Regions from separate parts of the Homo sapiens genome. Here region 1 is linked to region 2. Evidence: read pairs that join two places in POLR2A ChIA-PET (ENCODE). Cell type or tissue: OCI-LY7. All regions are shown on one strand. Links, peaks and the distances in the headings refer to the core of each region. The heading gives the core; the rest is flanking DNA.

What was found. Peaks named below come from ENCODE experiments on the same cell type or tissue, not always from the same donor. Only the 100,000 strongest peaks of a DNase experiment are listed, where the experiment ranks them.
Region 1: POLR2A ChIA-PET joins it to region 2 with 5 read pairs; 2 of 35 experiments call an interaction of 5 or more read pairs at or near these places.

Annotation. Positions count from the first base shown.
Region 1 is chr10:87,908,251-87,924,358 of GRCh38, reverse strand. All of the region lies in intron 2 of PTEN (phosphatase and tensin homolog), which reads right to left. Among named protein-coding and RNA genes, the nearest start is that of PTEN, 53 kb to the right of the region's middle. In OCI-LY7, for the core only: no CTCF peak of the experiment used is centred there; no DNase peak of the experiment used is centred there; H3K27ac peaks cover 1,568 bases.
Region 2 is chr10:88,008,448-88,024,555 of GRCh38, reverse strand. No RefSeq gene overlaps it. Among named protein-coding and RNA genes, the nearest start is that of PTEN, 150 kb to the right of the region's middle. In OCI-LY7, for the core only: no CTCF peak of the experiment used is centred there; no DNase peak of the experiment used is centred there.

The sequences.
Region 1 (16,108 bases), core at 4,059-6,558, 98 kb after region 2:
TAACAGCAATACTAGCAGCTAAAAAACAATTGGGCAAAACCTTCTGATTTTGAGGGAAAACTCTTCTCAGCCTAGAATTCTATACCAAGACAGACTATAAATCAAGTGTGACTATATAATAAGGGCATTTTAAAATCAGCGAAATCTCAAACCATACACTTTGTCAGGAAGTTACTAAAGATGTGCTCCGCCAAAACAAGAGTGGGAAACCATGAAAGAAGATGACAGTCTCCAAGAACTGAAGAATCTAACCCACAAGAGAGGAAAAGGGAATCCCTAGAATGATGGTGAAGGGACATCTTGAGTAGACAGCCATACAGCAAGCCAGGAAGAACAATTAGTCCAGACTGGGACAGATTAGAAGGCACCTGGAAAAGATAAAATTGATATAATGCCAAATGTGCTTAAACATGTTGAGAGATTTATACAATTAGGGGTGAGTTTATGAATTAAAGCTAAGAACATTGAAAACTAATTTTTTTAAAAAAAAGAGAGACAACTGTGAAGTCCAGAAAAAATAAAACATGCAGGAAAAAAGTCACAATATACTCTATCACTTAACTATGAATGGCATTTATCTAGTTATAATCCCATAAAAACTCAATATTGATATAACCAAAATTATAATGTAACTACTGGCAGGAATTATAATACAACTACTGGCAAGAAGAAGGATGAGGAGGAAGTCTGAAAATATGTGTGTGGTGATGTGGAAAAAAAGAGTATATGAACTTGAATCTGAAAAATTATGTTACAAAGTACTGCAAGCAGTATTTGTAACTGTCAGCAACATAAATTATATATTTTTATATCACACTACAGTTGTTGCAGATAGGCTACCATCCTTAAGAACAAAGAAACATAGTGCCCCTTGCTTTCAGCATGGTGGCTCTTCTCTGATACAGAAGGAAATGGAACTCAAGTGGAACACAGATTTCACTGAGGTAAACAGGAAGAGATTAGACTGCTAAGGCTGTTGGAGTTTGTGGAGCAAGGGACTAAGAATTTTGTATGGATTTCATCTCAGGTCCTTGGCTGGGGGCTGGGCTGTCTATGCGCAGGATCTGAAAGCATAACGGAGATGACGCCAGAGGTAACGAAATATAATACTGGGAGAAGCTGGAGTTCTGGCCTAGGCAAAGTGGAAGAGACCTCATGGAACACCCCAGATACTTAGCTGAGACATTGGAAAGGGCAACCTTGAAGTTAAAAACCATGCCCTAGGACAAAAGACAAATCTGAAAAATGCCTGCTTTAACAAAGAGAACCAAACCTGACAATACTAAATCAACTATCAATTTAAATGCCTGACAAAATGAAACTCAGCACCCTTAAAGGAAGTAACAATCCAAACTCCCTACATTTCAACATACGATTAAAATTTACTAGACAGGCAAAGCAGAAAAACATGACCTATTACAAAGAAAAAAGAGCAGGCAATAGAATCAGACTCCAAGATGAACCAGATGTTTGAATTAACAGACAGTGACTTTAAAACAGTTACTATAAATATGTACAAAGATGTTAAAAAACAATGAATACAATGAGTGAAAGATGGAAAGTCTCTGCAGACATAGAAAATACAAAAGACAGCAATTTGAGGCCTCAAAAGTACAATATCTAAGAAAAAAAATCTATCGGATGATCTCAACAGAAGATTGTAAACTGTAGAAGAAAGGTGTGGCAGATTGTATTTTCCAAAAATTCATTTAGCAAATATTTATCAAGCACCTGTTATGTAACAAATACTACTGTGGGCATAGCGGCAACAGAACTCGAAGTAATGACAACCATAATAATGAATGCTTCTAGCAGCCTGAGAAACCCGATGGAGAACTAGCTTTTGGTATCTCATTTGGAAAACAGCCTAAGGACATTGGACAGCTCCCACCAATCCTAAAATAAACGAAAAGAAAAATTAGCATCTGAAAAAGTAAAATAATTATTTATTTGCTACTTTTTCCCATGGCTAATTCGCTATTTGGTAACCATATATATTTCCCCTTGTATTAGTCCATTCTCACACTGCTATAAAGAACTACCTGAGACTGGGTAATCTTTTAGAAGAAGAAAGGTTTAATCAGAGGCCTCAGGAAACTTACAATCATGGCAGAAGGCCAAGGGAAAGCAAGCACGTCCCCGCGGCAGGAGTAGGAGGAAGAGAGAGAGCAAAGAGGGGAGGTGCTACACACTTATATACAAGCAGATCTCAGGAGAACTCTTTCGCGAGACAGCTCTAGGGTGATAGTGCTAAAACCATTACAAACCACTCCCATGATCCAATCACCTCCTACCAAGCCCCTCCTCCAACACTGAGGATCACAACTCCACATGAGATTTGGGTGGGGACACAGAGCCAAACCTTATCACTCCTGCTACATTCATGTTTAATCAACATTTGCTCTTAGAACCCTAGTGTAACTACAGCGGTTACTGCTGTTACTAACGCATAAATTTACACATAAATCATCCCTGCCTTAATCCCATCAACACAGGCAAGCTCCAAACATTTCAATTCTTAACTAATGCCTCCTGACCATCTTCAGGATGGTTATTAGAATTAATTCTGTTACGTATCCAATACATGGAAAGTAACTATCTTGTTTAAAATGTTCTTGTTTGTAACTTTCACCTGCACAGTACTGCTTTCTCCTACATTGCCTCAAGTTAAAGAAAAAATAATAACAGTTTTGAATAATTCTGCTCAAAAATAGTGATTCCTAGTACTCAAGAAAATCTAATCTCTCTAAATAGGTATAAAACTGGAGGGAAAAGAAATAAACAGTGCCAGGCCAGGCGCAGTGGCTCACACCTGTAATCCCAGTACTCTGGGAGGCCAAGGCGGGCAGATCACTTGAGGTCAGGTGTTCGAGACTAGCCTGGCCAACACAGTGAAACCCTGCCTCTGCCAAAATTAAAAAAATTAGCCAAGTATGGTGGAACGCGCCTGTAATCCCAGCTATTGGGGAAGCTGAGGCAGGGAGAATTGCTTGAACCCGGGAGGTGGAGGTTGCAGTGAGCCAAGATCGTGCCACTGCACTCCAGCCTGGGCAACAAAACGAGACTCCTTTAAAAAAAAAAAGAAAAGAAAGAAAAGAAAGGGAAGAAAGGAAGAAAGGAAGGCAAGGCAGGCAAGGCAAGGAAGGCAGGCAAGACAGGCAAGGAAGGGAAGGAAGGGAAGGAAGGAAAGAAAGAAAGAAAGAAAAGAAAGAAACAGTGGCAGAACTGACCTATAACTCACTAAGAAATTCAGAAGGCTATCAAAAATAATCTTAAAAACTGCCAAATATTTCTCCCAAGAAATCATATCATTTTGTGCTCTAACCAACATGCATAAGAGTTCCAGTTAATCTATGTCTTTGCCAATTCCTGTAAGCCCTTTTTGAGCCATTCCAGTAAATATGAGCTATCTCATTACGTTTAAATTTTCATTTCCCTGATGACTGATTTTAAACATCTTTTCATATGCCTACTGGCCATCTATATATCTTCTTTTGTAAAATTTCTGTTTCCATTTTTTGTTTTTTTTTTTGTTTGTTTGTTTTGAGACAGGATCTCACTGTGTTGCTCAGGCAAGCGTGCAGCGGTGCGATCACAGCTCACTGCAGCCTCCGCCTCCCAGGCTCAAGCTATCCTCCCACCTCAGCCTCCCAAACAGCTAGGACTACAGGTGCATGCCATCATGCCCAGCTAATTTCTTGTATTTTTTTATTTTGTAGAGACTGGGTTTCACCATGTTGCCCAGGCTGGTCTCAAACTCCTGGGCTCAAGCAATTCACCCACCTCAGCCTCCAAAAGTGCTGGCATTATAGGCATGAGCCACTGCACCCGGCCTGCCCTTCTCTTTATGGGGTTATTTTCTCATTATGAAGTTGTAAGAGCATCTTTATGTATATATTATACATTCAAGTCCTTTTTCAGATATATGTATTGCAAATATTTTCTCCAAAACTGCTTGCCTTTTCATTTTGAGTCTTTCAATGAGCAGAAATTTTTAATGTTGATAAAGTCAAATTTGTCCATTTTTTCCTTATATAGTTAATTTTATATGTACTGTCTAAGAAATCTTTAAACCAAAAGTCACAGAGATTTTCTCCTATGTTTTCATCTAGAAGTTTTATATTTTTAAATTTTACTTTTACATTTAGGTCAACAATCCACTTCAAATTAATTTTTGTATATGATAAGACATAAAAGTCAAGGTTCACTTTGTTTTCTCTATTGTTCCAGTATTATTTGTTTAAAAGATTATCCTTTTCCCATGAATAATCTCAGCACCTTTGTCAAGAAATGTGTATGTGAACTTTTCTGGAATCTACTCTGTTCAACTGATCTACATCATGTGACCCAACAATTCTACTCAAAGGTATTGAATAAACAGAAACAAAAATATATGTCCACAAAAGTCTTGCACATGAATGCTTACAGCAGCTTTGTTCATAACAGACCCAAACTGAAAACAACTCAAATGCCCACCACACTAATAAAGAAATGTCATATCCATACAATGTAATATTAGTCAGCAATAAAAAAGAACAAATTATTGATACTAGTAACAACAGGGATAAATTTCAAAAATATTATACTAAAAGAAAGAAGCCAGACACAAAAAGGAATACATGCTATATGACTGTATTTATATGTAATCCTAGTATAGGCAAAGCATATAGAAAGCAGATCAGAGATTGCCTGAAACCAGGTTTGGGGACTGACTACAAATGGGCATGAGGGAAACTTTTCATAAAGCGAGTGTTCTAAATCTTGGTTGTTGTGTTTACAAGAAGGTGTGTGTTTACAAGAAGGTGTGTGTGTGTGTGTGTGTGTGTGTGTATTTCTCAAAAGTCAATGAACCGTACATTTAAAATGGGTAGATTTTATTGCATGTAAATTATACTCCAATAAAGCTAATTTTTAAAAGTAATATAAAAAAAGTAATATAAATAGCCTCTGATTTAGAAATATCAGTATGTAAAATGCAACCTACCTTTAAAAAGACTCAAATTTATTTTGATTAAGCTAGAGGACAGCAACAGAAAGAGTACATCAACTTCAGGAATTAGAACTTTTTAGAATGAGAGGCAGAATGACACTGTATAGAACAGCACTGTCTAACAGAACTTTTGCAATAATGAAAATGTTCTGTATCTGTGCTGTCTTAATACAGTAATCACAAGCCACATGTAGCTACTGAGCACAAGAAATGTAGCTAGCAAAAACAACTCAGTAAATTTATTTTATTTTATTTACATTTAAACATAATGATAGCTACATGTGGCTAGTGGCTACCTACACTGGATAACAGATATCTAAAGGATATCTATCTATGAAAAAAAAAATCTGCTGGGATACAATACACATGCTCCCTAGTCAGGTAGTAGAAATGGGTACATCCTTAGAATAGAGCATAAAATTGGAACAGAGAAAAGGTACAGTAAAAATTAGAGACTTCACAGCTGTCAAAATATATACTAAACATATTTTCAACTACATGCAGTTTTCCAATAAATTCTTGCCATGCTTGATTAATTTGCTTCTGTCATTAGATTAGAAAGAAACTACAATTCTGGATATATTTCTAACTAAGAATGAGGAACAAGTTTGAGTGGAAATGCCAGGAAACAGGGAGAAAGTGTTCACATAATTTTAGAGTTCACGTCAGACAAGGAAGGAAATACTGGCGTAGTTAGATATGATACAGATCAGTAAAACAGATTTCAAAAGCTTCATTTAAATAACAGGCTATGAATTCATAACTCAACCTATAATGAAAGACTTGTGGTTTTAAAAACTAAAATTCTGTATAAACAACTACAAATGACTCCAGTTTAAAAAAGACAAAGGAGGAAATACACAAATTATCTAAAATCAACCAACACAGCTGCAGTGAATTTACCTTCAAAGCTCAGATTCAAAACGTACATATATATATTATAATAGCCAAAAAAGGGGATGAGAGATAATTACAGATGAAACAAAACAGCAGCACATATAAAGGAACATGAAAATAGTAAAAACAAAAGGCTTGGAGGAGGGGAGAATGTTCACACCAAAAAGAACAATAAAAAAATTAGGCCAGGTGCAGTGGCTCATGCCTGTAATCCCAGCACTTTGGGAGGCCAAAGCAGGCAGATCACTAGAGGTCAGGAGTTCAAGACCAGCCTGGCCAACATGGTGAAGTCCCATATCTACTAAAAATACAAAAATTAGCCGGGCATGGTGGCACATGCCTGTAGTCCCAGCTACTCAGGAGGCTAAGGCAGGAGAATTGCTTGAACCTGGGAGGCAGAGGTTGCAGTGAGCCAAGACTGTGCCACTGCACTCCAGCCTGGGCAACAGAGTGAGACTTTGTCTCAAGAAAGAAAAAAGAAATTAGACTCCCACACATTAAACAGCTATATAATGCTAAAGACAAGGAAAAAGGCAGGAACTCTTAAATTCCCTTTTCACTTTTATCTTCTCTATCCAAAAGAAGATGATTCAGTAAGTAAGGAGTAGTGGGTACATGACAGTTCTCTTTATTGAAAGCATTTCCTACTTGCTAATTTAAGCAAGGTGACTTTTAAAGAATATTTCTTAATAAACAATCAATAATGCAAAACAAAAGATAACCCACCAAGTTCTTTATGCTATTATTGTTTCATCTGAATTTTGTAGTCACAAAATTCAAATGGCAAGAGAAGCAGAACATTAGACAACTGTCTGAAGAAAGAATAAAATTGGTTTCCTGAAAATCATTAAGGAAAATACAAACAAACTAAAAGAAAAATAAGTTGAAAATAGGGTCAGTATATACATACACACACACCAGAAAGTACATAAGACCAATACATCAAAAAGTCGCTAAACCTCACAATTAAAAAAACACGATCAAATAACAAGATACCATTTTTTGCCAACAAGCTATAAAAAGTTAAAGTTTGAAACTATTCAGTTTGCCAAAGTTAGTGGGGATAGAAGGAAGAAGCACTCTTAAACAGTGAGTATATAAAATACCATTTTTGAAGGCACTAGTTTAAACCATAGACGCAATGGACCTAGCAACTCCACTGCTAAGAATTTGCCTTAAAGATATACTTGGAAAAGACAACAAGATACATATGTGAACTGTTCTCAATGACAAAAAAAAAACTGGAAACAACTTATATATTCATCATAGGGGCCTATTAATGATAGCATGATCATAAAATGAAATAAAAGGTAGTTAATAAAAGAATCAGGTAGGTAGATGTCCACAACAATATGGAAGATTCCTCAGATATAAAATTTTTGAAAGGGGCCAAACAGTGGTAGTATGTTCCCATTTGCTTTTCTTAAAAAGTGGGTAAACAATGAAAACAATTTTCAAAAGAATATGTGAAACTTTAAATTACAGATATAGTTAGGAAGAGGGTAAAATAGGAGAAATTTGTAGGGGATATTTGTCATCTTCAGGCTGTTAGGCAACCAAAATACCATTTCAATTTGGAGATAATTTCAAGAGATTAGAAGCAGATACTTCTTTCCTCATCTTTCTCTTAACACATGTACAGGCCTGATACCAACTATTAATAGATCTTTTTGCCGTGGATACCGAATCCTAGTGAGGACAAGGTACAGGAGAGTCAGAGATTATTCCTAGAGATCACCAGAGGAGGTGAGTTAATGAGCAGAGTCACCAGTTTCGAGGCATAGTGGCAGCAGCTATTACACCAAGTGTCCAAGCAGCAAAGTCCTAAGCAGATTGCTCCTGTTGAAACCTTGGGGCCATGTCTTGCTTCCCTTAGCTTCCACCTATCTTCCAAGTCTTGTTGTCAAACTATGACCTACCTAATACTTTTTTAAAAATTCCTTTCTGATTAGGTAAATCAGAGTCACTTTCTATCATTTGCAACCAAGAATTCTGGTTTCTTTTACAGCATTTTCCCATAATTTTGTTTTTAGTGAGGGCTGGTGAAACCATGCTCTTTTGTGAGCTCCCTTTAATATTTGAACTTTATGATTTCTTACCTACCACTGTGAACAACTGTGAGACTTGCAGGAGAATAAACAATCTATTTAAAAGAAAGTATTACAACAGTTTAAAAAGGGGATGAGGTTATGTTCTCTCAAAGAACTTGACTATAACTTAGGGAAACATTCACCATGGCTGCCCCTCCCACTTCCTTCTCTTTCCTCCCAAGGATTTCATGCCCACAGTTGGCTGATTGCCTTATAAGTCTGACACAATGGAAAGGCGGAAAAAAAGCAAGAAAACAGCACTTTCCAAAGGGAAATGGGAAAATTTGCCTATAGATACTTGGAAAGTAGAGACTAAAAAAGTAGATAAACAAAAGCAGAGAGGTAATACTCCCAAAACTTGGATAATCTAGACTACAAATCTTTCTAATATAAACATACCTTACTTCCAATAATTTCAATATATAAACATCTAAACCCATTAATGACTCACAGATTTGAGAACACAGTCTTTTTTTTTTTGTACTTTGTGTGTAAATTATACTTCAATAAGCCTAACTTTTTAAAAAGCTTCACATGCTGCAAAATATCCCTTATGGGCAGACCTCTTACCTGGGCAAGGAAAGAGAGCAGAAAAAAGAAACAAGCACAAGAATGTGGGGCTACTTAAGGGAGTGTAGTAGTGGGGCACTGACAGCACAGACCTCGGTATGTCTTTGTGAAGTCTGGCGGTCTTGGGGATTAAGAACTGGCAGCTCTGATTGTTAGTCTGGAGCAGCTTCTACCTCCCTGGGAGGCCACTGTGCTCTCTATCCCACCCCTGAGGGATTAGGGAAGGAAAAGCATAGCAGGCTTGCCCAGGGCCTGACTACGACCCAGGTAGGTGGGGACACTAGGTACCTGCCCCAGCAGAGATGGCTTTCAGGTATACAGGTTGCTGCGCCTTCTGAAACTCACAGGGCAGCACTCAGACCATGCAGGCCCAAAGCCCTGATGCCTCCTGCAGGTTACACTTCCCGACACTTGCAAAAGGCTAGCACGAGAAGCACCCATAAGCAGGGTGAGAAAATCTGTCTTCATTTTTTAAATTCTTTACTTTCTTCACAGTTCCTATGAAACAGATCTAAATAAGCTTCAAGAATACGTTTTAAAATTATTTTTGACAAAATAATAAACATATACCTTTCAAATGATAAAATAAAAAAAGTTTGGAATAAAAAATTTGTCTAAGAGCTGGGTGCAGTGGCTCACACCTGTAATCCTAGCACTTTGGGAGGCTGAGGCGGGTTGATCACCTGAGGTCAGGAGTTCGAGACTAGCCTGGCCAACATGGTGAAACCCTGTCTCTACTAAAAATACAAAAAATTAGCCAGGCATGGTGGTGCACGCCTGTAATTCCAGCTACTTGGGAAGCTGAGGCAGGAGAATTGCCTGAACCCGGGAGGCAGAGGTTGCAGTGAGCCGAGGTCATGCTACTGTACTCCAGCCTGGGCGGGCAACAGAGTAAGACTCCATCTCAAGAACAAAAAAAAAAAATTAGTCAAAGAAAGATGGCAGAATCAGAAGTACCAGGAACCCATCTCCCCACCTAGACGACTGTAAGCAGAATCTGTGATTCTGGAACTCTGGAGTCTATTCAGGTTTTCAGTTTCTAAGGAAAGACTTGAATGGTAAATCAGTTAGTTTGAGTCAATTTCAGCTCTTTGTGCCGTCGCGGCTACCCATCACCCACTCTCAAAGCAGGCAACCATGCACATGTTCCCAGAGCACCCTGCACACAGTTTGTAAGAGTCAAGGTTGGCAACAAAGACCTTGCCCTCCAAATATCAGGAATCTGTGTTCTGATTGCTAATTGCTGCTTCTGATCAAAATGTGACACAGAGGCAGACTATCATTATTTAACTGCCATTGGCTGAAAAAATTGCTCCAGGGATTTAAAGATCCAGAGCTATTTCACCCCTTTGATTTATTTTTAATTTTTAATTTTTATTTATTTATTTATTTATTTTGCCTTTTAGGAGCCAAACATTTAAGGAGGATACTACTGCAAAAGAACTGCATACATAGGGCAATTTAGAAAGTCACTACACATGCCCAGGGAAAAACACAGGCCGAGAAGATCTTAAGATTACACCCAGCATAGAAATACTCTACAACAAATAAAAAAACCAAACAAAATAGCACATCTTAGAGAAAAGAGAAAAATCTAATTTCCAAAGTTACCACTCTTTAAGATTCAAATTCCAGTTTTTGACAACAACAACAAAAATCACAAAGCATACCAAAAAAAAAAACTACCCCAAGCAAAACATTAAGTATAGGCCAAAAGGAAAAAAATAAATTAACAGAAACTGTGCCTGAGAAGATCAGATGGCAGACACTTACTAGACATAGACTTTAAAACAAATGTTGAAAGGTGCTCAAAAAGCTAAAGGAAGATATGGATAATGTCAAAAAACAAAATTGAAATATCAATAAAGAGAAAACATAAAAAAATCAAAAAATAAATGCTGGAGCTGAAAAGTACAAAAACTGAAATAAAAATTTACTAGAGGAATTCAAAAGCCAATTTGGGCAGGCAGAAGAATCAGTAAACTTGGAAGGCAGAACAGCTGAAAATACCACGTGTCTGAGGAACAGAAAAAAAAAACTGAAGGAAAATTGAAGACAAGAGCCTAAGACACCTGTGGAACACCATCATCAAGTGGACCAACACATACACACTCTGGGAATCCCAGAATAAAAAGAGAGAAAAGGGGCAAAAAAGATTATGTGAAGAAATATTAATCAAAAACTTCCCAAATTTGATGAGACATGAATATAAATATTCAAGAAGCTCAATTAACTCCAAGTAGGAAAAACTCAGAGATCCAAGTAGGAAAAACTGAGATAGATTATAATCAAACTATGAAAAAAGAGAATCCTGAACATGGAATGAGAGAAGCAACTTGTAACATACAAAGGGATCCTCAATATCAGCAGATTTCTCATCAGAACTCTTGAAGGACAGAAGGCAGTGGGATGATATATTTAAAATCCTGAAAGGAAACAAACAAATAAACACAAATACCTGTCAACTGAGAATACTATATCCAGCAAAAATGTCCTTAAAAATGAAGACATTAAGACATTTCCAGATTAACAAAATCTGAGAGAGTTCATTATCACCAGACCTGTCCTGCAAGAAACGCTGAAGTGAGTCTTTCAGGCTGAAATAAAAGGAGACTAGACAGTAACTTGAAGCTGTATTAAGAAATAAAGATCTGAGAAATGATAAATACATGAGCAATTACCAAAGCTAGCATTATTGTAACATTGGTTTACAACTCCACTTTTTGTTTTCCACAAATTAAGACACTACTGCATTAAAAAACAATTATTAGTCTACGCTTTTAGACACACAATACATAAAAATGTAATTTTATGACATCAATAACTGGAAGGGAGCAGGGACTGAATCTTATGAGCTGAATTTTTGTATGCTATTGAAAGTAAATTGGTATAAATTGAAATTGCAGTGTTATAACTTTAGGGCATTAAATGTGACCCCCAATGGCAACCACACACACACACACACAGAAAATAGCAGAATATAAACAAAAGGAAATAACAAGGAAATTAAAACACTTCACCACAAAATATCAACTAAACACAAGTGCCAGTAAGGCAGGAAATGAGGGACAAAAAAGCTGTAAGGCATATAGAAAATAAACAGCAAAATGGCAGCAGTTAAATCCTTATCAATAATTACTTTAATTGTAAATGATAAAACTCTTCAATCAAAAGGCAGAGTTTGACAGAATGTATAAGAAAAACACAATCTACAAGAGATTGTATATGCTGTCTACAAGAGACTCATTTCAGATCCAAAGACACAAATAAGGGATGTAAAAAGACATTCTATACAAGTAATAACCAAATGAGAGTGCAGGTAGCTACATTAATATTAGACAAACTAAATCAAAACAAGGTTGAGACAAAAAAGATATTACACATCAATAAGTGTCAATATAGCAAGAAGATATAATAATCAAAAACATTTACATGCCTAATAAGAGACCACCCAATTATATGAAGCAAAAAATTGACAGAATTGAAGGTAAACAGACAGTTCTGAAATAACAGCTGGACACTTCGATACCCTACTCTCAATAATGGACAAAAACACCCAGTCAGAATATAGGCAAGAAAATAGAGGATCTGGGCCAGACAAGGTGGCTAACGCCTATAATCCTAGCACTTCGGGAGGCCAAGGCGGGTGGATCACTTGAAGTCAGGAGTTCGAGATCATCCTGGCCAACATGGCGAAACCCTGTCTCTACTAAAAATACAAAAATTAGCTGGGCATGGTGGCATGTGCCTGTAATCCTACCTACTGGGGAGGCTGAGACCAGGAGAATTGCTCGAACCCAGGAGGTGGATGTTGCAGTGAGCCAAGATCGCACCACTGCACTCCAGCCTGGGTGACAGAGCAACACTCTGTTTTAAAAAAAAAACAGGGAACCAAATAAAGTATCTTCTATCACAACAGGATGCCACTGAAAATCAATAAAATCAATAACTGAAGAAAAAGTAGAAAATTCACCAACTGTGGAAATTAAAAAATACACGGTTAAACGCAGAAGAAATCACAAGGGAACTTAGAAAATACTTAGAAATAAATTAAAACAAAAAAACACAACATGCCAAAAATTACAGAACAGCAAAAGCAGTCCTAAGAGGGAAATTTGTAGTTGTACACATTTAATTGAAAACGATCTCAAATCAATAATCCAACTTCAAATCTTAAGGAACTAGAAAAAGAACAAACTAATAAACCCAAAGCTAGCAGGATGAAGGAAATAACAAAGCTTAGAGAGGATATAAATAATAGAAAAATAACAGAGAAAAATCAATGAAACCAAAAACTGGTTCTTTGAAAAAATTTTAACAATTGACCCAGCTTTACCTGTATTAAGATAAAGAAGATTCAAATTACTAAAATCTGAAATAAAAGTAGGGACATTAGTATCAACTGCACAGAAGTTTAAAAAAAAGAGAAGACAGTACTATGAACAATTGTATGCCAACAAATTAGATAATATAGATTAAATGGAGAAATAACGAGAAGTACAAAATGTACTAATACTGAATCACACACACAAAAAGAAAATCTGAATAGACCTATAACTAGTAACAAGACTGAATCAATAATAACAATAAAAAAATTCCAGACAAAAGCCCTAGATGTGATTTTTTTATCTGTGAATTCTATCAAACATTTAAAGAACATCGTTTTTTCCCAAAGTTTTGCCAAAAATGGATGAGGAAACACTTCCTAACACATTCAATGAGGCCAGCATTGCCCTGATAGCAAAGTCAAAGAAACTACAAAAGAAAACTATAGACCAGTAGCCCTTAGGAACATTGATATAAAGTCCTCAACACAGAACCAACAAACTGAATTCCACAGCTTATTAAATGGATTATACACGAAGACCAAGTAAAATTTATTCCTGGGATGCAAAAATGGCTCAATATATGAAAAACAATATATCATGTTAATAGAAAGAAGAAAACAAATCACATGGTCATCTCAACTAGCACAGAAAAAATATTTGAAAAAATTCAACAAGATTTTATGATAAAAACACTCAATAAACTAAGAATAAAAAGAAATTACCACAACATAATGAAGGCCATATATAAAAATCCCACAGTGGCCAGGCATGGTGGCTGACTATAATCCCAGCACTATGGGAGGCCGAGGCAGGTGAATCACTTGAGGCCAAGAGTTCGAGACCAGCTTGGCCAACATGGTGAAACCATGTTTCTACTAAAAATACGAAAATTAGCTGGGCATAGTGGTGGACACCTGTAATCCCAGCTACTTGGGAGGCTGAAGCAGGAGAATCACTTGAACCTGGCGGGAGGAGGAGGGTGCAGTGAACCGAGATCGCACCACTGCACTCCAGCCTGGGCGACACAGCGAGACTCTATCTGGGGGGAAAAAAAAAATCCCATAGCTAACATGATAGTCAATGGCAAAGAATTGAAAGCTTTTCCTATAAGGTCAGAAACAAGACAGGATGCCTGCTTTCACCACTTCCATTCAACATAGTATTGAATGTATGAGAGAGCATTAAGAAAATGAATAAAAATCATCTCAAATTGGAAAGGAACAAGTAAAATTATCTCATTTGCAGATGATATAATCTTATATGCAGAAAACCTCAAGGATTTCAAACACAAAAAAAGAATAAACAAACCCGCGAAGAAGCAGGGCACAAATTTAATGTGCGAAGAATCAGTTGTGTTTCTATACCCTAAGAATGAACAATTAGGAAAGGAAATTAAGAAAACAGATTTATAAGATCATCAGAATGAATAAAATACTTAGGAATTAACTTAACCAAGGAGGTAAAATACTTGTACACTGAAAATTACAAAACATTGCTGAAAGAAAAGAAAGAATACGTAAATAAATGGAAAGACATCTGGTGTTCATGGCTTTAAAGACTTAATATTGTTAAGATGTCAGTACTATTCAATGCAATCTACAGACTAATACAATCCCTACCAAAATCCCAACAATGTTTCTGGTAGAAATAAAAAAAAAAATCCAGGTGGGAGGAGGCGAGCTCAGGAAAAATAACTAATGGGTACTAGGCTTAATACCTGGGTGATGAAATAATCTATACAACAGAACACCTTGACACAAATTTACCTATGTAATAAACCTGCACATGCACCCCTAAACTTAAAAGTTAAAAAAAAAATCCATCCTAAAACTCACAAAGGGCCCTGAAGGGCCAAAACCATCTTGAAATATAAGAAGTTGGGGCCATGCACGGTGGCTCATACCTGTAATCGCAACACTTTGGGACACTGAGGAGGGCAGACTGCTTGGGCTCAGGAGTTCGAGACCCACCTGGGCAATATGGCAAAACCCTGTCTCTACAAGAAATACAAAAACTAGCTGAGCATGGTGGTATGTGTCTACAATCCCAGCTACTCAGGAGGCTGAGGTGGGAGGATTGCTTGAACCTCAGATGTGGAGGTTGCAGTGAGCTAAGATTGTGCCACTGCACTCCAGCCTGGGCAACAGAGCCAGATGCTATTTCAAAAAATAAGTAAATAAATACACAAGACATATACTTCCTGGTTTCAAATTTTACTATAAAGCTACAGTACTAAAATTAGGGTGGTCCTGACATAAAAAAACAAACATATAGTCTAACAGAATAGTCGAGAGAGCCCAAAAATAAACCCTTGCATCTATTGTCAAATAATTTTCAACAAGAGTGCCAAGACTATTCAATGGGGAAAAAGACACTCTTTTCAACAAATAATGCTGGGAAAACTAGATATTCACATCCAAAAGTGTGAAGCTGGACTCTTACATAACATTATATACAAAATTTAACTCAAAATGGATCAAACACCTAAATGTGAGAGCTAAAACTATAAAAACCTTCAGGAGAAAACATGGGGGAAAGTTTCATGGTATGAATTTGGCAATTATTTCTTGAATGTGACACCAAAGGTACAGGCAACAAAAGAAAACAGACAAGTTGGATTTTTTCAAGCTAAATAGCTCCTGCACAGCAAAGGAAACAATCAACAGAGTGAAAAAGTAACCCATTCTTTATGGGAGAAAATATTTGCAAATAACATATCCAATAAGGGATTAATATTCAGAGAATACAAAGAACTTCTTTTTCTTTTTTTTTGAGACAGAGTCTCGCTCTGTCACCCAGGCTGAGTGCAGTGGCACAATCTCAGCTCACTGCAACCCCCCCACCTTCCGGGTTCAAGCAAGTCTCCTGCCTCAGCCTCCCCAACAGCTGGGACTACAGGTGTGCACCATCACGCCCGACCACACCAGCTAATTTTTGTATTTTTAGTAGAGATGGGGTTTCACTATACCAGCCAGTCTGGTCTTGAACTCCTAACCTCGTGATCCACCTGCCTCGGCCTCCCAAAGGCACGAGCCACCGTGCCCAGCCAGAGTATACAAAGAACTTCTAAAACACAATTTAAAAATCCCAAACTACTCAATTCATAAATGGGCAAAAGGCTTCAAGAGACATCATTGCTCCAAAGCTGATATACAAATGACCAAATAAGCATGTGCAAATGTTCAATATCGCTGATCATTAGGAAAATGCAAATTAAAACCACAATGAGACTT
Region 2 (16,108 bases), core at 6,169-8,668:
CTTTCCTTTTCTGGAGAATATCAGCCCAAATTTTCTTTATCGTCCTCTTTTCTCCATCTATTGCTTTAGTTTTCATCAGCAGTGCCAGCTTCAAAGAGATGTTTTTCTGTAATCTTTTTAAAAAAATAAACGTTTTTATGTATATTTAAGGTATATAACATGTTAAGGGATATACAGAGATAGTAAAAAGGTTATTATAGTGAAAACAAATTAACATAGTCGTCATTTCACATAGTTACCCATGGCAAGAGCAGCTAAAATCTACTCATTTACAGTGAATTCTATACACAGCACAATTTAATTACCTAAGATCTTCATGTTGTAGATGAGATTTCTAGACTCGTTCATCCTACATATCTACCACTTTCTATCCTCTGACCCACATGTCCCCATTTCGTCTTCACTCTCTACCCCTGCCTCAGTAATCACTGTTTTGTTCTCTGTCTCTAAATATTTTCAATGTATTTACTTTATTTATTTATTTTTTTTGAGACAGAGTCTCACTTTGTCACCCAGGCTGGAATGTAGTGACATGATCATGACTCACAGCAGCCTCGACCTCCTGGACTCAAGCTATCCTCCCACCTCAGCCTCCTCAGTAGTTGGGACTACAGGTGGGTGCCATCATGCCTGGCTATCTTTTAAATTTGTTTTGTAGAGATAGGATCTCACTATGTTACCCAGGCTGGTCTCAAGTGATTCTCCCACCTCAGCCACCCAAAGTGCTGGGATTACAGGCATGAGTCACAGGGCCCAACAGTGAATTTGTTTTTAGATTCCACATGTGACAGCATATTCTACATGTGAGGTCATATTCCACATATGAGATCATGCAGTATTTGTATTTCTGTGTCTGGCTTATTTCACTTAGTATAATATCCTCCACGCTCATCCATGTTGTGGCAAATGGCAAGATCTTGCTCTTTTTTAGGGCTGAATAATATTCCATTGTATATACACACCACAGTTTCTTTATCCATTTGTCCACTGATTGACACTTAGGTTGTTTCCATATCTTGGCTATTGTAAATAATTCTGCAGTGAACATGGGGGTGAAGATATCTTAAAAAGGTGGTGATTTCATTATCTCTGGGTTTATGCCCAAAAGAGGGACAGCTAGATCAAATGGTAGTTCTATTTTTTCCTACAGTCTTATTTTTTTGTAAGATTTACCCCAGTGGCCTCTCATGCAGGCCTGATCTTTCCAAAAAAACTAGAGAATGGTTTGGGAATAATCTCAGTAACTGTCATTTCTCACACACTAGTCTTTGATGGTGGTTCAGACATTGTGGAATGGTCTTTAGGATTTTCACCTCTTTAGTAGAGCTGCCTATGGCTTCTTTCTTTCTTCACCCACTCTCTTAAAGTAAAAAAAACATGAGTCAGAGTCATCACTAAAGAGAAAAGTCAAACAGTATTAATGCTCTAGAGACATCAAAAGTATTATGAAAAGGAAGTGTTTGAGTGGAAAATATCCACCTATGGAAATAAAACTGCCAGCATCTGAGCGTAAGTATGAAACCCAGTTAATGGATGTGAGAAATGGTGAGAAGCTCTTTACCATGGAGTCAAGTCTCTGGCAAATGATCTTGGATGAATCCAGTTTGCACTGGGATTTGAAACTTTCCATGCTCTTGTATTTCATCAGCTGCTTTGAGTTACTTTTAAAGAAACACATTTTTAATGAGAAATTTTTGACAGAGAATAAATGCAGATGTAATTCTTTGGAACAATTGTTTCCTTTGTTGATGGATTTTTTTTCCACAGTGCCCACTCACAATTAAATAAAACAGTAATTAAAACCCTAAATCCACTCAAAATTATTGTTTCATCAGTCACCTCCAGAGATCCTTCTAATGTCTTTGTGGAAAGAATGTCTTAACAGAGATGCAATGTGCTAAGACACAAAGCCTTAGATTTTTCAAACTTGGAGTAATAAATTCTAAATACGCAAGAACTTTTTAAGTGACTAGAAAATTATTACAATGAAATAAAAACCCAAGGCTATACGCCATAGGATAGCTTAATCCCCTTGGGAAAAAAAAAAGACTGTTTTTTTTTTTTTGAGATTTTTATACAAATTACAAAAACATTGAAAAATTTAGTGATATATATGTTACAGACATAGACCAATACACTTCTCTTCATGCAGACATGAAACTCAGCCTAATTTAGCCATGACATAGTGCATCTTTCTGGGTATCTCCCTAATGGAGACAGGGTGTATTTAAATCTGATGTTCACTCATCAATTGAGTCTTTGAAGCTTCTTAAACTGATTCAAGAATGAGTTCTCCTCCCCTATTTCTTCCTCCTCCTCACTTCCTTCTCCTTCTCTGGCATTCTCCACTTTCCTAAAAGTACCATTATCCTGCCAACAACACAAGCAGGCAACTTCCAAGGGTAACACAGACTGCTTCTTTTCAAGGCCTACTTGAGCCATTTCTCTGTAATTTAATTTCTTTTTCATCTGCTCTCTTCCTGTTCTCCTTTTATTAAAACTACATTATTATTGTTATTATTATTATTGATTGAAATGGGGTTTCCCTTGTCACCCAGGCTGGAGTGCAGTGGTGAGAACATAGCTCACTGCAGCCTCAACTTCCTGGACTGAAGCCATTCTCCCGCCTCAGCCTCCCATGTAGCTGGGACTTCAGGCACATGCCATCACTCTCAGCTAATTAAAAAAAATTATTTGTAGAGATGGGGGTCTCACAGCATTGACCAGGCTCGCCTCAGACTCCTGGACTCAAGGGAACCTCTCACCTTAGCCTTCTAAAGTGTTGGGATTACAGGCATGAGCCACCACACCCAGCCTATTTTCTTATCTTGCGCCAGATCTCCCAATGTCCACTCCTTCCTCACTCTAATCCTCACAACACAGTGTTTCCAAGTTAATATTCCTAAAGGCAGCTAATGAATCACTCCCTCCCTCACTCATGAAACTCTGATACTCACTTTGCCTGCCTAGAGGCCATTACAGGGGTTAAGCCGCAATTTACTTTTTTGGTTTAACATGCGTCTTCCTCCATTTGTGTACCCTTAGCCCCACAGCTAAACTGAATTGTCCTTAGTTTTCCACACATAGTGGCCTCGACCCTCTCCAGATCTTCACTCATGCTATTTTCTCCACAAGGGATGCCACTGCTCTCAAGTCAGCATATCTAAATCCTATCCACCCTTCAATTCCCAATTCAAGAAAAGAATACCCTATGAATTGGGCCTTGAAGGATGGCTGCAGGTTCATAAGAATCCTAGAGTGTTCAGAAAATTTCTAGAGCTGATGTCTATCACATTCAAGCTTTCTCTTTCTGCACTCAGCTGATTTCAGACATTTCTCTAAAATGCTCATTTCCTACTATTAATTCTTACCTTTTTTTCCCCTTTGATCTTTTGTTTACTGAGCAAATGAACTGAGAAGTGAGTATCGCTCATATAAAGAGTTCTGGAGGTGCAAGTGGATATGTCAGAGACAGTCTACCCAGCATCATTTGTAAATTACCAATCACTCACATCTTGAAAGCATTAGTTAAAACCTTCTTGAGGTGATGGAAGATAGTCATGCCTCTTGAGTAGGAGTGTGAAGAGATCTCAGCCCTGCCAGTAAACCCTAAATCCTCAAGCTCTGGGCATTCCCATCCTGCACCAAGAAATTCACACTCCAATTCTATAAGGTTTCCTATGATGAGGAAAACAAATTAAAAGTAACTGGCTGGCACTAAAGACAGAGTTTTAAAGTTTCCACTGCCTGCCTAAATGTGGATTTCCCACATTGCCCATATCTTAGGCCAGGTCTTTTGATTGCAAGAACACTCAAGTTGACACATACAAAGGATTAATATTATGAGAATACATAGGAATCTCATAGATTCCCAAAGACGGTAAACTATAATACATCCTGGTGCCTCATGAGAACTGGAGCTTGGGAAGCAATAGGAACCATGGCCACTTAATGTGTAGGACTTCTCTGCTTTTCTCAGCACATCTGTTTTCTTCTCTTTCTTACCATCCACTGTCCTCTGCTTTCTCAGTCTTTTCTCCCTCAAAACTTTAACTTGTACTTGGTCTCTTAAGATCCAGCCTGCCCCAACTTCACCTGTGATACCTAACTGGCTTAGTCTCTCAGTGTTCCAATTCTTCCTTGCTGAGAGAGCAATGTGATTCGTTTAAAAGCATTTGGGGGTCCAGGTACGGTGGCTCATGCCTGTAATCCCAACACTTTGGAAGGCTGAGATGGGCAGATCACTTGAGGTCAGGAGTTCAAGACTAGCCTGGCCAACATGGCAAAATGCTGTCCCTACTAAAAATACAAAAATTAGCCTGGCATGGTGGCACATGCCTGTAATCCCAGCTACTCAGGAGGCTGAGGCACAAGAATTGCTTGAACCGGGGAGGTGGAGGTTGCAGTGAGCTGAGATCATGCCACTACACTCCAGCCTGGGTGACAGACCAAGACTCTGCCTCTAAAATAAAAATAATAGAATAAATAAAAGCATTTGGAGGAAGGTCACTAGCCTATGGTTGGGTCACCCTTAAGTTAGCTTGTTATGTATATGTGTGAATAGGGGCAGTAGGAATGGGGATAAATACCATAACTATGACCACTCACTGTGAGCAGCTTTTCCTCTCAGAAGGGAGCTGTGGTTAGGGCAGGCTGTGAGACTCTTCACTGGTTCAAGTGGCAAAGGTGCTGGAGGTCTTGAGTGTGGCAGCCCGGAAGTCTTATCAGAGTTTCCTAGATCTACCTCCATGGAATATACTGTTGGGTAGCAAGAACATCCTGAATACTCTCTCACAATTTGGGAAACTAGCCTACTAGGCTCATCTCTAGGGCCTAGTTTTTAGGCCATTGTCTTATCCTGTAGTTAAATACTAAGAAAGACATTTGCAATCATGCACTAATGGAAAGATGGCTCAACTTCCATGACTGCTACATACTTAAAAAAGAGAGAGAGAGAGGTAGAGAGAGTTTCCCACACATAATTCATTAGCCTTGTGTTTAGTTAGAAAGGTTCAGGATGTTCCTTGTGGAAATTGTGAGCATAGGCGTCAACTGGGCACATTCATCAAACAGTATCCACAAAAAAAGCATTTGCCCATGGCCATCGAAAATCCTGAGACTTAGTTCTAAGAGTTTAAGCTTTAAAGAAAATTGCCAAGTATGGTGTATTTCAGAATCAAATCCCCTACTCAAAAAGCAAACACACGCTATGGGGAGGGAGTACAGAAGCTACATCAGAGAGAATCTTCATTAATTCTTCCCCTGCATCCCTTTTTGGCATTTTGAACTGGCAAAGAGAAAACCTGTGATGTCTGTGCCTGGTTATTTCATCGATAAAGAGCCAGGGTCATGGTTTCTATCCTGTTACCCAATTGGCTTCGTTTTGTCCAATGGCTACAGCATGTACCTTGCACTCTAGCCAGAAAGCTGACTCTCTGCAGGGCCTTGTTTTATTTGGGGATGGACTGGGATTTTGGAGAGTGATGAAAATTTTTTTAACATGATGGGAAAGACAAAAAAAATAAACAACTAGAAAAGCACACTTCTGTCTATCCATTTTGCCATCTTCACTGGCTGAAGACACCCTTTTGCTTGTCAGGGTCTTGCTGTTCATCCTGCACTGCAAAGACAATAGGGTGATGATGAAAGAAAACCATGGAGAAAAGGATGACGGTGATCTCCCTCAATTAGGAAATCTATTTATTTTAATAAGTCAAGGGGGGTGAAGGAAGACCTTCTGAATAAAGGTCAAAAAGGAATTTGATAATAATTCAACAGCAATACATAGTTTTTTAAAAATTACTTAGTAACCTAGAAGTAAAGGGAACAAAGATATAACTCAAATGAGATAAAAAATGTCTACAAAACCAGCAGCAAATATTCTATACATGTACAAAATTGAGCCCTATTAACTTTAGTAATAAGGATACCCTCTGTCCCCATACACATTCAACATGGTCTGAAATCTCTAGCCAATAAAATAAGATCATGGAAAGGAAAAAAAAAGATATCCTTTTTGGAAAAGAGATACAAATTTTTATTGTTGTTTTGTTTTGAGACAGTGTCTCACTCTGTCACCCAGGTTGGATGTAGTGGCGTGATCTCGGCTCACTGCAGCCTTGACCTCCCAGGCTCAAGCCATCCTCTCATCTCAGCCTCCCAAGTAGCTGGGACTACAGGTGCATGCCATCACACTCAGCTAATTTTGTTCATTTTTTTGTAGAGACAGGATCTTACTATGTTGCCTAGGCTCAAAGTCTTGGGCTCAAGGGATCCCCCTGCCTTGGCCTCTCAAAGTGCTGGGATTACAGGTGTGAGCCATTGCACCGAGCCTAAAGTTGCTTTTATATAATATCATTCCCTTTCTAAAACACTCAGAACAATTAATACAAAACTATTAGTCCAAAAAAAGATAATTTAATGGGGCAGAAAGTTATAAAACAGGCATAAAATTTTTCTTAAATACAGCAGCAACTATACTGGAATTGGTTCAAGATAATAGACTGAACACAGATGACCGCTGATCCTCCCATCCAAATATTTTTAATATTACAAGGATAAGCCCAACAAGCCCTGGAAAATAGGAGAAAGTCTCATCAGTGACTAGAAATCATGAGTAATTGTTTGAAAATAGAAACATATGCAAGAGAAAAATACTATAAAGACTAGAAGAGCACACAACAACCTCAATTGAGATTGAATAGACACAAGGACTGGAAGGTGCCTTGGGTCAATCAACTTGTGATTAATACTTCATAAGCAAATTTCACTAATGAGCTCATACAAATAGACTATTTGAAAAACTGAATCCAGCAGATTATTAAGAGAATAAAATGTTATGACAAAGTAGAATTTACTCTGTGTATTCTAAGTAAAATATGTAGAATTTATTTTATGTATTCTATGTAGAATACAGGTAGAATATTCCTGTACAGGTAGAATACAGGTAGAATAACAATAACAGATCAAAGTAAATGATATACAAATTTCAATAGTGCTTAAAAGCACTTGGTAAATTTCAATACACATTTCAATTTTAAAAGGAAAGAAACTTAGAAAAGGAATAAGAGGACATTTCTTTAACTTAACAAAAGTTGGAAGGGAATATAGTAGAAGCCTATAGAAAGCACCATTTTAATGCCAAAACATTTTAAAATTCCCATTAAAGTAAAAGATATGGTCCAGGCACAGTGGTTCACACCAGTAATCTCAGCACTTTGGGAGACTGAGGTGGGAAGATTGATTGAGGCCGGGAGCTGGAGATCAGCCTGGGCAACATAGTGAGACCCTGACTCTACGAAAATAAAAAATTTACTGGGCATGGTGGTGCACACCTGTAGTCCATGCTACTTGGGGGGCTGAGGTGGGAGGATCTCCTGAGCCCAGGATGTTGAGGCTGCAGTGAGCTGTGATCCTGGTACTGCACTCCAGCCTGGGTAATAGAGTGAGACCCTGTCTCAAAAATAAACAAATAAATAATACAAAGCACCAGAAAACCTGCCATCCCTGCAATCGATAAATATTTTACTAGCCATGCTAACAAATTAAATAAGATAGGAAAAAACTTTTAATGAAATATGTATATGAGAAAGGAAAAGACGTGATGATTCTTTGAAGATAATATAATTGTCTACATAAAGTAACAAATTAGGGGAATAAACTAAGAAATTTCTGAAACTCATCTGAGAGTAAATATGGCTAGTACAAGACCACAAAATTTAATAGAATATCTAATTGTCTATAATAATCAGTTAGAAAGTTAAAAGAAAAAAGATACTGTACTATTCCTAAAGCAACAAACTTGGAATAAACCCAAGAAGAAACATTCAAGAATAATATGAATGACATAAAAGAAAATCTAAATAAATGAAATATACTGTTGTTTTAAATAGAAATTGTGGCGGGTGAAGCAACTTCACTTTGGATGCTACTTCACCAGGTTGGCTTCTGATTAACCCCAGTTCCAAGAGGGCTCTGAGAGTTCCAGTTTCTCTACATTGTCCCTTGCATAAAAGCAGGTACTTACTACTATAAATCCTGCCTGTAGGTCAAACAATCTTGATGTTCTCGTACTTCAATGGCGCTACACATCTCTTCCAAACCACCCCTCTCCTATGGTATATAAGCCCTGGGCCTCAGGGGTAATGGCACAAAGAACTCACCATCTCATCCTGCCCTGTCTGAGACCCAGACATGGCTTCTGTTCCTAAATCCCTGTTAAAGGTTTCTTTCTGAGAAACTAGATTTGTCAGCCTCTTTCTTCGGCCTCTCAGCTTCCTTGAACTTTAGGATAGGTTTGCATACATCTGCCCACTGCAAAACAGAAAATACATTTTTTAATCAAAATTCCAACACAAACTTTTCTGGAAGTTGACGAACTGCTTCTAAATTTTATATAAAAGAAAATGAGGGTTGGGCATGGTGACTCACATCATAATCCCAGCACTTTGGGAAGCCGAGACAGGAGGATCACTTGGGGCCAGGAGTTTGAGACCAGCCAGGGCACCACAGTGAGACCTCATCTCTACCTCTACCAAAAAAAATAAAAAATAAAAAAATTAGCTGGGCATGGTGGAGAATGCCTGTAGTCCTAGATGCTAGGGAGACTGGGGCAGGAGGACTGCTTGAACCCAGGAATTGGAGGCTGCAATGAGCTATGTTTGAGCACAACACTCCAGCCTGGGAGATAAAGCAAAATCCTGTCTCTAAAAATTAATGAATTAATTAATTAATTTTAATTTTTAAAAAGAAGATGAATGAGAGAAGCCAATAATTTTTTAAATAACAGTAAGGGAAAACTTTTTTTTTTTTTTTTTGAGATGGAGTCTTGCTCTGTCCCCCACGCTGGAGTCCAGTGGTGCAATCTTGGCTCACCACAATCTCTAACAAAAAGCCAAGGTTAAAATAGGTAGTATTAGCTAATGAATAAAGAGTTAGCCCACTGATACAAAATATTCAAAAATGCTACATGTCTATGGGAGCTTAAAAATTATAAAAGTAAGCCAAGCGTGGTGGCTTATGCCTGTAATCCCAGCACTTTGGGAGGCCAAGGCAGGCGGATCATGAGGTCAGGAGTTCGAGACCAGCCTGGCCAACATAGTGAAACCCCATCTCTACTAAAAATACAAAAAATTAGCCAGGCATGGTGGCAGATGCCTGTAATCCCAGCTACTCAGGAGACTGAGGCAGGGGAATCGCTTGAACCTGGGAGGTGGAGGTTGCAGTGAGCCGAGATCGCGCCATTGCACTCCAGCCCGGGCAACAGTGCGAGACGCTGTCTCAAAAAAAAAAAAAAAAAAAAAAGATTGTAAATAAAGTAGCATTTCATGGGGAAAGTATAGTTATGATATTATAAAAATGGATATTCATTAGATCACTACCTCGTGCCATACTAAAAATAAATTCCAGATTGATTAAAGAACAAAATATTTTAAAATAAAGTGTAAGGTTAAAATACAAAAAGTATTTTTTTAATCTTATAAATCTTTCATGTGGGTCAGAAAACCCAGAAGCCAAAACCAAAAATGATGGCATCAATTGTATAAAAATTTAAATATGTGTCTGATAAGCACCATAAAAATGTTAAAAGACAATCAACGGACTGAGAAAACATATAACCAACAATGCATAACTACTTACGATTCAGAAAAACTAATTACAAATAAGTAGGGAAAAGACAGGCAACTGCATTGAAAATAAGCAAAAAATTAGAGCAAGCAAGTCACACAAGAAATACAAATAGATGATTTGCTTTAAACATAAGATTTGCTTAACCTCACTAGAGTCAAAGAAATGCAACTTAAAACAGTAAAAATAACTTTTCCCTAAAATATAAAGAATAAAAAGATTAATAGCATCCAATATCAGCAAAGTTATAAAGAAACTTTATTACTAGAAGTAAAATTTAAAATCCCTGGCAAAATCCTTTTGCAGAGCAATTTGAAAGCATGTGACTAGCATTTCCACAATTTCGGAAAATACAAAGAAGCTTGTATAAAGATATTAATTGTAATTGAAGTATTTTATTTAATTGTAGTACATCTCTTTTATAAACTCAAGTCTGCTGACATCATAGGCACTTCTCTTTACCATTCCTCACTGCTAGGCCAGTGGGTTGATTTTTCAGCTTCTGTTGCTAAGAATTCAGTGTTCTAAGAGGCACAGAATATAACAACAGCAAAATTCATCACCTACTTCATTGCCCAGTCTCAGCAGCAGTTTGACTATTCTAAGGGTCAGCTCAGAGTGCCTGTGCTGACCGTGATGGCTTCAACATGAATGCTACTATGACCCAGTTGATAACAAGAAATTGGAAAGTGAAGATCCCCACTGTTTATTGAAATTTCTGCCTATGGATGCAACTCAATTCAAAAAGCATTTATGTAGACACTGCATGGAGTCAGGTTGCCGAGGATGCATGGATAAGCAAGACACAATTTGTGACCTCAAGGAATGTATGTCTTTGTTTTTGCTTTCTACTTAGATGCTTAGTGATAATTGTGATTCCCTGGGCAAAAGCTAGTTTTTCTAAACTAGTGTTTCTCAAAGTAAAGTGTCAGGACCAGCAGCATCAGCATCTCCTGGGAATGTGTTAGAAATGCTGATGCTCAGCCAGGCGCGGTGGCTCATGTCTGTAATCCCAGCACTTTGGGAGGCCGCAGTGGGCAGATCAGCTCAGGTCGGGAGTTCGAGACCAGCCTGGCCAACATGGCGAAACCCCGTCTCTACTAAAAATACAAAAATTAGCTGGGCGTGGTGGTGCGCGTCTGTAATCCTAGCTACTCGGGAGGCTGAGGCAGGGGAATCGCTTGAACCCAGGAGGTGAATATTGCAGTGAGCCGAGATCGCACCACTGCACTCCAGCCTTGGAGACAGAGTGAGACTCCATCTCAAAAAAAAAAAAAAAAAAAAGCTGATGCTCAGGCCCAAACCCAAACCTACTGAATCAGAATCTCTGAGGGGCAGTGGGGGATGATCCAGGTGATTCTGATACACAATTAAGTTTGAGAACCACTACTCACTACTCTATTGGAAGCATTTAAACAATGCCTAGATTTTTTTCCTTGCAAAAAATTTGTTTAAGATTACTTGTGAAAACAAAAGACACCACTGTATAATTTGTATATGGTATTTGAGTGGCACACATTTTGCACATATGGCTTCTGGAAGCATACCATTATTATGAAGCTACCCTATATGGAATGTTCCTTTCGTGGAACTTATTCATTTATTCCTTGATCAGTGCATGATTTATTTCTTGAGTTCCTATTTATCTGACATTATAGATAACATTGCAATGAACAACTTCATATCATATATATAAGGCTTTTTTCTGAATTAGTAACATGGGATAAATGTTCAGGCATGGGATAACTTCGTGGGGAAAAAGAAGAGGGGCATCTTTATTATTCATGCTGCATGTTGTCATGCTGCTTTCCAAACAGGTTTGTCCTCAAATGATGCCAGCTGCCCTGTGAGTGTAAGTTTTATCACCCACTTCCCCACATAGGGCATAATCATTCAATTTTGATATGATTATGTATAAAATGTTGCCTCGAGGCTGCTCTATTCTACTTTCTTTGCTTTCTAATGAGGTTGTAGATGTTTCCCACGTGTTTCTTTAATATTCACATTACTGCTTGTGTGACGCATCTGTGGATGATTACTTGGTTATCAAAAATAGCACTTCTAAAAATACCCACTCAAGAAGTCCCTACTACACCCTGGGAACAGAATTGTGTTCCGGGTGTTCAAGAGTGTGGAATTAAGCTCCTTAAAGATAAGGAATAATTTCTGAGTCAGTAGGTAGAGCTTCTATAGTAGTATGTGAGTTTGGCCAGGATTGCTGCTAGCAGTCTGTATGAATTAGAAAATAATAACAATAATAAGCCAAGGGCAGTGGCTAATGCCTGTAATCACAGCACTTTGGGAGGCTGGGTCAGGAGGATTGTTTAAGGCCAAGAGTTCAAGACCAGCCTGGGCAACATAGTGAGACCCTGTCTCTTTAAAAGAGAGAGAGAGAGAGGTCTCTTTGCAGTCCTATGCCCCAGGCATGAGTTTGATGAACAGAGGATTTTCGGTCCCCATTTGTTCCCTAGCCCAGGTGCCCTTGAACAGTGAACAAGCTGCTTGACCTTATCCTACCACTCAGAGTCTGTCACTCCAAGTTCCTATGCAGAACTCCTCATTTTCTGAAAACCAAAATGAAGCAGAAGGAATCCTGCCATTTCCTCATTTCTAAGGCCTAAGTTTCCTGCACGGTGGCTTCAGGTTTGAGTGGCGTCCCCACCACTTCTGATTGTCTTTTCTGTGGTTTGGAAGGAAGCACTGTGCTTAGGCAGGTTGGATCCTAATAAGGACCCAGGAGTTGGAGATCATCTCTTGCCATGGCTCTTGAAAATAAGTGCCACGTGTGTCACTGTTTCCCATTAGTGACAGTGGAGAGCATATTGCTAAGGTCATTCCAGCAACCTAAGGAGACTCTCTCCCTACAGCTCTCCTTCCCATCGACTTTGGCACTTTCAAAGATCTCTCTACCTCTACCTCGCCTCATGCCTGACCACTGACCTCTTACTAATTCTCCTTATTCTTCCAGATGTTGACACTCCTTTGTACCATCAGCATAACACACTCAAGCCTTTCCCAGGTTACAACAAATATCCTTTCAGCCTTTCTTCTAGCTACTGACCTTTCCCCTTCTCTTAATAGCTGAACTTCTAAATGATTCCTATACAATAGCCTGAAAGTACATGTCCCCTCAAAATTTATATGTTGGAATACTGTGTTAGTCTGTTCTCACAGTGCTAATGAAGACATACCTGAGACTGGGTAATTTATAAAGGAAAGAGGTTTAATGGATTCACAGTTCCACATGGCTGGGGAGGCCTCACAATCATGGCAGAAGGCGAATGACAAGCAAAGTCATGTCTTACATGGCAGTAGGCAAGAGAGAGCATGTGCAGGGGAACTCACCTTTATAAAACCATCAGATCTCATGAGACATATTCACTGTCACAAGAACAGCACAGGAAAGACCTGCCCTTATCATTCAATTACCTCCCACCAGGTCCCTCCCACAACGCAGCGGAATTATGGGAGCTACAATTAGAGATTTGAGTGGGGACAAAGCCAAACTATACAAAATACTAATACCCAATGTGATAGCATTAAGAGGAGGAATGTTTTAGGAAGTAATTAAGTCATGAGGGCTTAGTGACCTTATTTTCAACAGGTTGAAAGGAGTTGCCTTGCCCTTTCTGCTCTGTGAGGACACATAGAAGGCACCATCTCTCAAGAATGAGCCCTCACCAGACACGAAATCTGCTGGTACCTCAATCTTGGACTTCCCAGCCTCCAGAACTGTGAGAAATAGATTTCTGTTGTTTGTAAATAACCCAGCCTAGAGTATTTCCTTATAACAGCAGAAATGGACTAAGACACTACTTCTTCACCTCCCATTCACACTCAGCCCATGGTAATCTGGCTTCCAATACAATAATTCCTCTAGACCAGCAGCTTAACTCCTTAACTGCCAAACCCAACAGACATTTTTCAGTCCTATTTTAATTTGTTTAGACTTGAAATTGTTGATCATACCTCCCTCCTTGAAGCTTTCTCTTCCTCACTTTTCTTGATTCCATCACATGAGAATATGTATGTTCCATAAAGACAGAGATCTGTCTGTGTTTTTCACTAACATATCCCAATACCCAGAACAGTGCTTGACCCATAATGGACTCTAAATAAATATTTATTAAATTAATTAGTTATTCGTTCCTCATTCTCTTATTAATCTAGACATTCTCTCAGTGTCCTTCTACCTCAGTGCTCAGCTTTGAAAGACCAAATAACTAGCCTGGCGCAGTGGCTCACACCTGTAATCCTAGCACTTTGGGAGGCCGAGGCAGGCGGATCACCTGAGGGCAGGAGTTCAAGACCAGCCTGGCCAACATGGTGAAATCCCATCTCTACTAAAAATACAAAAATTAGCCAGGCATGGTGGTGCGCACCTGTAATCCCAGCTACTCGGGAGGCTGAGGCAGGAGAATCACTTGAACTCGGGAGGTGGAGGTTGCAGTGAGCCGAGATCACGCCACTGCACTCCAGCCTGGGCGACAGAACAAGACTTCATCTCAAAATAAATAAATAAATAACAATAAAGACCAAATAACTGAATGCCAACTTCATTGCTACTTCTGGCACCCCTGAACTTGTGCATACTGACAACCATGTGATCACATAGGTTTCCATCATATTTGACCACATCACAGTAGTATAGAAAAAGTCTGTCATTCAGATTTATTGTTAACATCAAAATACTCACTTTCAAATATAAACGTTTGACATGTAACAGAGTGAAAATCTTGAAAACTATATATGCAGAAATTCTATCAGTTAGTTGAAAAATATGTATTACTACAAAAGTAAAATTATAATAATGTCAGTTGTGAAAAGCTGTCTATTTTCACATACAAAAACAATTAAAATATTTCAAATAGTTAAATAAGGAAATATAATATAAATACTAACTGATTTATAATAGTTTATAAGTGTAAATGGTATACTAGCTAGATATCTTTAGCAAGAATATTACATCCTTTGAATCAAAACATGTTTATATTGGCTGGGTGCAGTGGCTCATGCCTGTAATCTCAGCACTTTGGGAGGCCTAGGCAGAAGATCACTTGAAGCCAGAAGTTCAAGACCATTCTGGGCAACATAGCAAGACCCTCTCTCCACAAAAAAAGTTTTTTTTAAAATGAGTCAGGTGTGGTGATGTGTGCCTGTAGTCCCAACTACTTGGGAAGCTGAGGCAGAAGGGTTGCTTGAACCTATGAAGCTGAGGCTGCAGTGAGCCATGATCATACCACTGCACTGCAGCCTGGGTGACAGAGAGACCCAGTCTCAAAAAAAAGCTTATGAAATTTTAAATAATAATAACACAAGTCAAAATGGTAAAGGTAAGATATAATGTTAGTCTTTGTGGGATTTCTTGGTATAGTTGCCCAAGTCAGAAACCTTGGAGTCATGCTGGACCTGGCCTCCAATCTCACCAACTACAGCCAACCATCTTTCAGATGCTGTTGACTCTATGTCCTAAATAGCAATTTATTATCTCCCCTACTTTTCTCTATCCCCACTTCCACTGCCCCCAGCTGAGATATTCATGTTTTCACCCAATTTCTTATGTCACTCTGTGTTATTAGGATAGGCTGAGCAATGGCAACAGATCCAAATACACAATGACTCAACTTATAAGTAAACACATAAATGTTTACTTCTGGCCCACTTAACAGTCCAGTATGTGTTTCAAGACAGTAGGGAGGCCTATTCTGGTGACAGCACTAGTATCTCCATGACTTGGTTTCCAAGATCTCAACTCAGTCAGCCAGCATAAAACCCAGCACACGTGAGGTTTTAATGGGCCTGGACAGAATACAACACAACTCACTTTTGCACACATTCCATAGACTAGACTAAGGTCACATGACCACACCTAACTGCAAGAGAGACTGAGATGTGTGGTCTGGCTGTGTATCCAGGCAGAAGTACATTTGGTGAAAACAGCTGGTGTTCTCTGCCAAATATCTTTTATTTATTCATTTTTCACATTGCTACCAGAGTGGCCCAACATTGAACCTAGATCATATTTGGTGAGTGAGTGAATGAGTGAATGAGCAAGTGATCAGATCAGCTATCAAGATCCTCCTCAAAATTCTCCAATGCCTCTTCATCAACTATAGGGTAAAAATGGTAACTTCTTACTTTTACTGTTCTGCTACTGATTACCTTTCTAGCCTCATTTCATGTCATTCTTCCCCTCTCATACTAGTATTAATGAAACTGGACCATTTGTCGTTGCTTAAATAAGCCATATTTTCTCGTATGTTATGTCTTTACATGTACATTTCTCACTTTTTCACCTGTAAAACTTCCACATATCCCTCAAGCCTCAGCTCAAGAGTCCCTTCATGTTAGGAGCATTCTAGTTCCACTCTTTAATTATACTTAGATATACAATAAATTTTTTCTTCTTTTTGAGACAGGGTCTCACTTTGCCACCCAGGCTAGAGTACAGTGACGTGATCACAGCTCACTGCAGCCTCAA